3 separate regions of the Mus musculus genome follow, and all the other regions are linked to region 1. Evidence: chromatin loops called from intact Hi-C (ENCODE). Cell type or tissue: left cerebral cortex. All regions are shown on one strand. Each heading gives the region's core, and the rest is flanking DNA. Links, peaks and the distances in the headings are about the cores only.

Region 1 (3,175 bases), core at 359-2,858:
ATGGATGGATATTGAAAAGAAAAGTAGGTCTTGAGGTCTATTTGAAATGACTTTCTAGGGATTCAACCATGACAAACCCCTGGCTGATCGGCTGATATTATGATCTCTGAATTTCTAAGTTTTGGAGAAGAGAATAGACCAAGTTACAAAAATTATATACTGAAGAGTTTTCAACTGCTTCCTTAATTTCTGTTTTTAAGTACTTGAAGCACTCTCCCAGGACAGATGGATAGACATACAGGTGGAAACATGGCAGCAAAGGAGCTGTTTACATATGTGCCAACTTTACAAATATTGAGGATTTATTGACCTACAATAAGCTCTATAGGTGCTGACCATACTTTAACTCTCCCAATCCTTGCTCCAGAAGGAATAAACCAAGCAAGAGGGTTTCCAACTTGTGAGGTTCCACTTCTCCAGCACCTGCTTCAGCTGCTGGTCCTTTGCAGTACTTTATTTACCCAGCATCATGTTGTCTCTTTTAGCCTCACAGTATTCAAGGAACCTCCCTAGTCCAATAGAGAGGGGCCAGTTGTAGATTGACATTTTTGTTCAACAAACAACACCATGCAAAGGTTCTTTCTGTAGTTTGTAAGAGAGACAATGGTGATTCAAATAGCATCTCTATGTACTTTTTGCCTAGTAGGGGTGGGGTGGGGACAGATACTTAGCTCAAAAAATTGCAAAATGTTGTGTCTTATACACAAAGGGGGTAGGAGGGGAAGGGAGAGGGAGGAAGTGGTAGAAAGGAAGGGGAGAGGAGGAGGAGGAAGGGAGAGAGGGAGAGAGAAAAAGAGAGAGAGAGAGAGTTCCTTTTGGTCTGTTAACAGAAATATCAGATTAGCATAGTAGTTGGGAGAGGCAAGACCAACAAAGAGAAATGAAAAGCTGCATCAAGCAGAAAAGTCTGAGTGGGAAGAGAAGAGCAACACAAATGCACACACACAAACACAAAGTGCCTCCTCCATTCTAGAAACTCTAAAAGTTCAGTGAGAGAACACAGACTGGAAAGGGGGTGAAGAGAGAAAGAAGGAAGGGGGATATGAGAGCTGCCGTGAGCAAGACAATGAAGGGTCTTTCACGCTACATGAAGGAGTTGGGGTTCCCATCTCTATGGTGATGGGGTGCCACTAGAAGACTTTAATGAGGATCTGTTTTCAAAAGGTCATTTGACAGGAAGGGAGAGGATGATGGGAGGTGGGTGAATCAGACAATAAGGAGGCATGCTAGGGGACAATAACGTGGGCTACACAGGACAAAACAGACACAGATTAAGTGTCAGCAATGGGAAGAGAAATTATATACAAATGTGAGATGTCATTGTCATTACATACAGGGGAGGGCAAAGGAGAAACCACTGAGAGGTGTTTAAGTTTCTCTGTTTTACTGACTGCCTGCCCTACAGGAGTTACAGAGAACAACACAAGGTTCCTACCTGCAGGAAAGGAAATGTGTGATGCATAAATAACCAATGACAAAAGGTGATCCAGTGAGAGCTACAGACTGAAAGTGCCGCAAAGATGGTAGCAGAACATTTCCTTCCAGCTGCACCCATAGCAGAGCTCTGGATGCCAAGGTCCAAAGATGGGCAGCAATCGGGTGGGTGACCAGAATGGAACAGCTATATCAGTCCAGGACAGTGAGACAGACATTTCCTGGGAGGGAGAAAGATTACTAATTTCAGTAGCTTTAGCATGGGGTGTAGAGTCAGGAAGAGGGAAAGATAAAGACAGACGGCAGAGCCTGGGGAGATCAGAATGTGAAGATCTAAACTGGGACTCCCAGCACTAACATAAGAGTCATGTGCAAAGGCATACAGTGATGACACTAATGTTGGAGAGATGGTAGCAGAGACAGGTGGGTGGGTCCCTGAAACTCATTGGCCAGCCAGCCTAGGAGAGTTGATAAGCTTAAAGTTTAGTGAGAGATTCTGTCTCAAAAATTAAAAGTGGGAGGCAATTGGGCATGGATATCTAATGCCAACCTCTAATCTCCATGTGCATATGCACACATGCACATGTGCACACATGCAAAACAAGTACATGTATCACACAAGCAATACTGCAAACAATGAAACACACACACAAACACTGACACTTGCAGTTTTTTTTATTGTTTTCTTTTCCTGTTTTTTTTTTGTTTGTGTTTGTTTGTTTGTTTTTAGGCAGAAACTACAATGCAAGAATTTAAATGTCAAGAAAGGAGTTGGAGTTTCCTTATAGCCCCTTGGCCTGCATTGTTCTGATTGCTCAGAGTATATTCTGGAAAAACCTGTGTCCCAAAAGATCTTGACAACTTCTTTGCAAAAATGAGAGGATTGTGGCTCAATTGCAATGGGAAGAAAATTGATTAAACTAAGTTAAACAGGTTCAATACTAATGGACTTTTTAAGCTAGTTTAATATTACATATAAAGATGAGAAATAAAAAGGATCAAAGGCTATAGTGCAATTTAAACAGGACAAGAAGGAACAGAAACCACAGAATTGGAAATCCATATGTGGGTTCTAGCTCCAAGTTCTTTACTGCTTAAATGGGAATGTTCATAACCTATTAAAAAAAATAAACCCTCTTCCTTGGTGGGCCTTAATGTCTTTGTATGTGTAATAGGCTATTAGATTAGGTAAAATACCTTTAAAGTAAGTGTTCCCTGGCTAATTTAGGGCCCCTAACATGGGTTGTTTATATTTTACATGGCTCAGACATTTGCATAAGAGACTTGGGTATCTATAAAGAGGGTTGAATCAAATTAAAATCATTCTTTGACATTTTTGATGGTTTTGTATAAACTCAGCAAGATGACACTGGAGCACTGGGTACGTGTTACACTCAATTATAAGGTTGACAAGTGAGAGGAGTCTGGTTTTGTTTGTCTTTTAATTTCTGGCATCCAGTACAGCCATTGAGACACAATAACTCAATCAACACTTGTTCAATTTACAAGGAAATGCTGGTCAACGGCAGAGCAGCAGCTCTATCTGCCTTTATTTAAAGGTCAGAACTAAACTAGCTGTTCAGCTGGAAATAAACCTGAAAAAAACTCTCTTGAAAATAAAGGCACAGGGATTAGGAACTTCTTATTGGAAATTTACAGACTGTTGAAATAAATGTTCTCTAACATCTCTTTGAATTATAAAATCTCATATCATTTTTGTGAGGCTTAAAAGATGATATTG
Region 2 (3,175 bases), core at 334-2,833, 180 kb after region 1:
CACATGAGCCTGCACGGACCAGGCTGTCAGTAGCCCAGAGCTATTTTTAGTTTCACTCTGTTAGATTTTGTGATCTGAAGGAAAGCCAGAGCATAAGGTGCTGGCAAGTCTAATGACTTTTCTATTTCTCCCACGTTGCCCCTCTCTCATTCTCACCTCTGTGGCAGGCAGAACATCACTGTAATAAGATGATGGGGAGAAGCCTGGAAGTAGATGCCCATGGTGCCTCTAGAAACAGAGATGTTTTCCAAATGGGGTGCTTCATCATGGAGGCAGAGCCGTGAAGGAGCCTTAGCTTGTGGCTTAGCAAAAGAGAAGAAAACTAAGGCAAGGCCCAAATGCCCCTGGCCTGAGGCATTAGCCAACCAATCCCTCTGGAGGCCTGCTCCTCCTGGTGGCTGTCACCTCAAGTGTGTTCAGATCTGTCAGGGAACGTGTGCCTTCAGGGGGATGAAGGGCAAAAGCAACATTTGCAGGGAAATTGAATTCTACGAGATAAATCTTAGAAGTCTCTCCCAAGAGCTGAGCTGGTCTTTGAATTAAAAACCACGAGACTTAGGCTAACAGAATAACTGTCCCGTGCTAGAATTAGAAAGGCTACAAATTCTGGGTCCACCATTTCCCAACGCCCTGTGCCTTCTCTGGGATCCTTAACCATCCAAGACTTTAGAGATGGCTGTGTTTCTCAGGGCTCAAACTACACAGGGCCAGTGCAAAGTCCCCAGCCGCCTGTGTCTGCACCTGGTAATGGAGGCCACTCATTTCCTACCTTTCACTATGACCTAGATCCATATGAGAAAGGAAAGCTCACTTCTCAAATGCAGCATAAATAGTTCAGGGTAGAACAGCCTCACTGGTATGCCCTCCCTTCCTCTGCTGGGGACTTGGTTCAGCAAACATCTAATTCATCGGCCAGGGTTTGTTTTTAAGCAAAGACAAGGCTGGTGTAAAACGAAAACTAACTAAATTCATTTTAAAACTCAAATAGTGAACCAACTAAAAGTGTATGTTGCAGAACAGGACAGTGGTTTAGATGTCCCAAGAAAATCTTTGCTCAGTCCTTTAGATCCGAGTACTGCCCCTTGACACTGGCGGCCATGTTTCAATTCAGAATGCAGCCATTTGGTCTGACAGGGAGACAAACAACTTGGATCTCCAAACCCAGGGAGAAGCTGATATCCCCCTACAAGTATCACCTGCACCCACCCACATTTCTTTCACAGCATGAACTGAGCCCTCCTGAAAACTATGGGAAAACTCCAGAAAGACAAGGAGCATGGAACTCCTACACAGCCCTGCAGCATAGCCCCAGAGAAACCGGTGGAAGAGAGGTGCTAGGACCACCGGTGTTGCCTTCGCCAATTTAGAGCTCAACTCTCAGACTTCTCCAACAGAGAAAACGACACATCTGATGGGATCTGAAAGCATTGATCTAGGACTTTTAAGAAGAATCACCTACATGCTGGTTTCTGACTTAGTGATCTGAGCTGCGCCCCTCTGTCCAACTCTGCTTTGCAAATCATTTTACAAATGTAGCCCGGGTACCAAGAGGAAAAGGGAAGCTGCTTTCCCTGATTGCCTGCCTGTCTGCCTGCCTGTCTGTCTGAGAACCCTCATTTTCATTTTAAGGAGTTGGGCTTTCATCCTAGGCAGTGTCTTCCCTACAGGGGGGTAAGGGTGCCCTCTAGTGACAAATCTGAGGATCTGCAGGCAAGGTTGGAGGCCTGCATCTGCAGACTCCCTTATCCAGATGTGAGACCGCCTGGCAGTATGCATCGCACCCCTCTGGGGTTTATTAGCCTGCTGTAATGTCAGTGCAATAATAACCCCGGGGAGGCCATTACACCACTATTTCCATCCAGAGGAGGGCTATTCCATCAAGTACTCCAGAGGCCTGCTTAGTAAATGAGTTTTCTTTTAAAGATATGTTCACTTGATTGCTTTGCTAGAGTGCATTTGGCACCACATGGAAATCTGTAGGGGAATGGAGGACGTGCAGGGACCTGAGGACCACCCATGAATCAGCGGCAAAGGAAAGGGCAAGATATCACAGCCTGAAGGCCATGTCTTCCCTGTGGCCTTTGGTCCCTCTCTTCCAGTGGCCCCGACCTTTAATAAAGTTCCTTACCTATTCATCTTTGAGTTCTCACCCACAGCCATGCAGCCCCAAGACTCATCCCAGTGCTGGTTAGCATTTACTCATTCAAGTCAGGCTCTGTGCAGGATGCTGCCACACCCAGGAAGCAGAGAGGCACAGAGGGACATTTCGATTACAGAGAATGTGTAACAAAGGCCAGTCGCTGTCTGGGTGCTGGTCCTGAGAGCAAGCATCTTTTCAGTCCAGACGCTGAAAGTTAACAATCACAGCAGGATGCAAACCTTAGGCTCTGTGTAACCCTCATAAGGTCACTAAGGGGATGGAGCTGGCCTTTGTCCCCTTCCCAGAAACCCAAGTTGAAAGAGGGCAAGGTGCTATATTAAAACGCTTGGAATAAATAAGAAGGGGGCCTGAGGAAGGCAGAACACACACACCCCTACACACACTATCTGTATATGTATTCCTAGTGGATCAACAATGCACCAAGATTAGCATCTGACCACAGGCATACCCTTATTCACATGGCGTCATGTTTCACCCAGTTACAATTTTCACTCCTCTTGAAATTTTGACCTAAGAAAATTATTGTTTAAAGCAATGCCAGAGGTAATGCCTGTCCCAATAGATGCCCACAGAAGGAACACACCCTCCTCAGGCCGAGTCCGTACTGGCCAAGCATCTGGTTGTCCTCTCGAGCTATAAAATGCCTTCTGGCCCTGGCTCCACCTCCGACACCCTCTGACCCAACCACCACTCAGCCTGCTGGTTTCTGCATCCTACCGTCCTACAGGGGCAGGTGTACCTGGGCTGTAATTGTCTCTAATTAGCTTCTCTGGCACTTGGAACCTTCCCCAACCTCCAACACACAGCTAAGTGGTTCTCCAAAGAGGATAGAAATGATTCCATACCTTTGAAAACATCAAAGGAGTTCTTTTTTAAAATTGACCCCATTTTCATTCACAGCTCCAGGCCAGCCTTGAGGTTGTACCCAAGTGGGGTTGGGTTCTTGTATGTGTACAAAGGGGACAAAGAATTCCTGATAAGACACAAGCAAGGCCTGGGGCGTCTCTGTGGCCC
Region 3 (3,175 bases), core at 334-2,833, 110 kb after region 1:
AGCCAATTGGGGTGGGGGTGGGGAATGAAGCACAGTTTCACACTTTGACAGTCACCCAGGGATCTAACTCCATGTTGTCTCAACAAAGCGCTTCTATTCCCCCACCCCACCCCTGCCAAGTTGAGCCAGATACCTTCTGATTCTGTTCTCACCAGCTGGCCCCGAACACAGATCTCATACAGCCCTAAAAATGGACTCCAGAACAGTAAGAGGCAAGCATCTTCTCCACTCGGATTTGCCCTGACATTGTCCTTTCATAGGTCAGAATTAATAAATCCATTCTGTTTAGATAAGGTGTGATAGGCAAAAATCCCCGAGGAAGAGAAGACTCCCAGACACACCACTGGGGTAGGGGGGATGGGGTATGGTTGACAGAGATCACAAAACCAGTCTCCCATGCATTAATTTAACCCTGGGATCTTTTCACAAAGGTGTTAGCCAAATGGCAAGATGGTTGACAGAGACCAGGGAGGGTTGTGGCAAGAAAGAAACAATGTATTCAGTACCACAGGCCAGGCCTCCTGGCAGAAGCTAGAACCACCTTGTTGGGACTTCCAGGAAGAATTACAAATATAAGGGCTATGTAGCAATTTCTAGAGAATCCACTTCAACTATTGAAAGAAAAAAAAATGATGTGGTGGAAAAGTATTGAACCAGGAGTAACTTGCTCAAAGACGACAGCCTGCTCCCTCGGAAGGCACCTGCCACTCAGGGATACGCTGGTATTTACTCTCTGCTGACTCTCAGCTGTATCCGTGGTCAGAGTTTGACGGATAATAAAATTGTTGTCACCTTTTAAAAATTCAGCCTCTTTTGCGTCAGTGACCTCCCACAGCGAGCAAAGAAGCATTTCTTTATAATGTCCAGGAGGTCGCGGACCACGACGTTCACACAGTGCTTCTGTGTTTCTGTGTTGTGCTCGGGGGCAGGAAGTAACTGTAAATGTACTTCCTGAATACCCAGTCTTTCCCCTTCTTCCTGAGATCAAGTAATCTCAGTGTGTAGTAACTCCATAATAAATAAAGACCCCTAGCTTCTATCCAGACCCGTTCCTATTCCTCGCTCATTACACTTGGAATGCCTTTGTCAACAAAGCACAAGCAAGGCCTAGGCATGGCTCAGGGCAGGAGAGTACTTGCCTTACAATCACAATAACCCAAATTCCATTTTTTAACACACATGTATAAAGTCAGGCATGACTGCATATATGTGACACACGCACATACCACATATATACCTCCCAACAAACACACTCAAAGGAAGCATGAGCCGACTGTGACCATGACATGATAGTGACATTTCAGTCTTACCACCATCACAGCATGTGTCTTTTCCACATGCCAGCAAGAACATGGATATTAACAGTAACAACTAAAACTCTAGCCCTGACTCCCATTAGGCTGAGATCTAGTACTGACAACCTGTTGCTCTTATTTCCTGTCCACTACCAGTGTTACTATGTCTTACTGTTTCTTTGGAAAAGAGAAACTGACTCTGCTGATAGTAAGAAGAAAATGTCTCAAAGAAAGTTCTGTAGCCAAACCTATATCCCCTCACACGAATCCTGAACTCAGACAGGAATCCTTACTCTGAAGAGATGCTAAAGATCTTATGTTGTTTGCCCTCTGGAATCTTGCTCTGAGTGACTGGCATGATACATGAGAACCATGTTCAAAGTGTCTTTCCACATGAGAGTTCAAACACTGTGGAGAGAAGAAGGCATGCTAGAAAAGTTACCAGCCTTGGCAAATCAAAACACAGGAGGCCCACTGAAGCCCAAAATTTAGGTTCCTGAATGTTTTAATATAACAGTAACTCAGGTATTGCATGGGGCCTACTTATGCTCACATAACTTGCTACTTACCAGAAATTGCAACTTAGTTGGTCATATAGCAGTATTCTCTTTTGCTGGCAACCCTCAGGGTCGCCCATCTTTGTCCCCGGCTTTACTTGGCTGGGAGAAGCTGCAAATGCCATCAGAAGAAATGCTCTGTTTTTAGTGTCATTGTCAGTCTCAACCTGAGGGCAGCTGGATCTTCTCCTAGGCCAAGAGTGAAATTTGAGATCTTTGCACCAACCTAAAGTTAAACCATCCTGTCATATACTCTTGAATCATTTTTAGCCAATTTCATCAAGATAAATTTATGAACAGTTAACGTAAAATTTTGGCAGTATGGCTTGAGGGGATTTCAGGAGTGTGTGCATCTATATGGGCACCAACCCAGTCGGGAGAGAGAACTTTCTTATTGCTGCCACCAAGAGTTAATTTGCTGCCTTTGCTAAGGAACCCCATAGCCAACCTCAACCACTTTCTGTTTCCTGTCCCTACAAATCTGTTTGGTCTTTCCTAGGCTTTCATGTAAATTGCAAAATCGTTGGAGTTTGTAACCTTCTCTGTGTTCAAGGTCTCATACACAAGAGGATTTGAGACCCATCCCTGCTGTTGTGTGTGTCGGTACTTTCTCCCTTTTAATTACTTGATTGTGTTCTGTCATTTACATTTACCACAATCTGTCCACCCACTTATATCTCAGTGGTAATCGATTGTTTCCAAATTTGGACGACACAAATAAAGATGCTGTCAACACTTGTGTGAAAGTGTTTTTGTAGACATATGATTTTTGTCTGTCTTAGATAAATGTGATGAATTATCAAGGAACTTTATGAAGAAAATAACACATGATCTTTAAAATGCCTCTAGTGTTTAACATTTCTGATGCCAGTTTGAGCATTCTAGGAGACCCTTGCCATCACTTGCTTGTGGTCAGTTTTTAAATTTTAGTCATTATCATGGCCACACATAAATCACACTAAGAAAATAGGTAATACTTGAATAAGACAGACCAAGAGATATGCTCTCTGAAAGACCATTTAAAACACAGCCTTTAAGGGTGATTGGAAGATATGGAAACTGAGATGGTGTGGTGAGTTGGGAAGTGGTCCAGACAGATGGGACTCCAGAAGGAAGAGAAATAAATGCTGGCCTCTTGGGATGGGCTGCAGGGCCTTGTAGTTAAATTCGCACATCAAGCTCTGCATCTTTCAGAAACATTCAGGGTCAGCTCCAGTAGCCTGGCACTCACCGATGGGCAAAGGGTGTTGACCCAACGGCAGACAAACACTCAGCTTCTCCCCTGGGTTCCAGTGATGAGGAGAAGGTGTTAACTAGAGGCCA

Evidence for each region. A loop is a pair of places that touch in the nucleus more often than their neighbours do. Peaks named below come from ENCODE experiments on the same cell type or tissue, not always from the same donor. Only the 100,000 strongest peaks of a DNase experiment are listed, where the experiment ranks them.
Region 2: it touches region 1 in a loop (3-fold over the local background); 5 of 42 quality-filtered maps call a loop at or near these places.
Region 3: it touches region 1 in a loop (2.7-fold over the local background); 3 of 42 quality-filtered maps call a loop at or near these places.

What each region holds. Positions count from the first base shown.
Region 1 is chr9:29,467,461-29,470,635 of GRCm38, forward strand. It overlaps a transcript of Ntm not described here. Among named protein-coding and RNA genes, the nearest start is that of Ntm, 56 kb to the left of the region's middle. In left cerebral cortex, for the core only: no CTCF peak of the experiment used is centred there; a DNase peak (open chromatin) is centred at 1,766.
Region 2 is chr9:29,649,157-29,652,331 of GRCm38, forward strand. It overlaps a transcript of Ntm not described here. Among named protein-coding and RNA genes, the nearest start is that of Gm15521, 18 kb to the left of the region's middle. In left cerebral cortex, for the core only: a CTCF peak has its summit at 1,686 (motif pointing left); a DNase peak (open chromatin) is centred at 1,680.
Region 3 is chr9:29,580,910-29,584,084 of GRCm38, forward strand. It overlaps a transcript of Ntm not described here. Among named protein-coding and RNA genes, the nearest start is that of Gm15521, 50 kb to the right of the region's middle. In left cerebral cortex, for the core only: no CTCF peak of the experiment used is centred there; no DNase peak of the experiment used is centred there.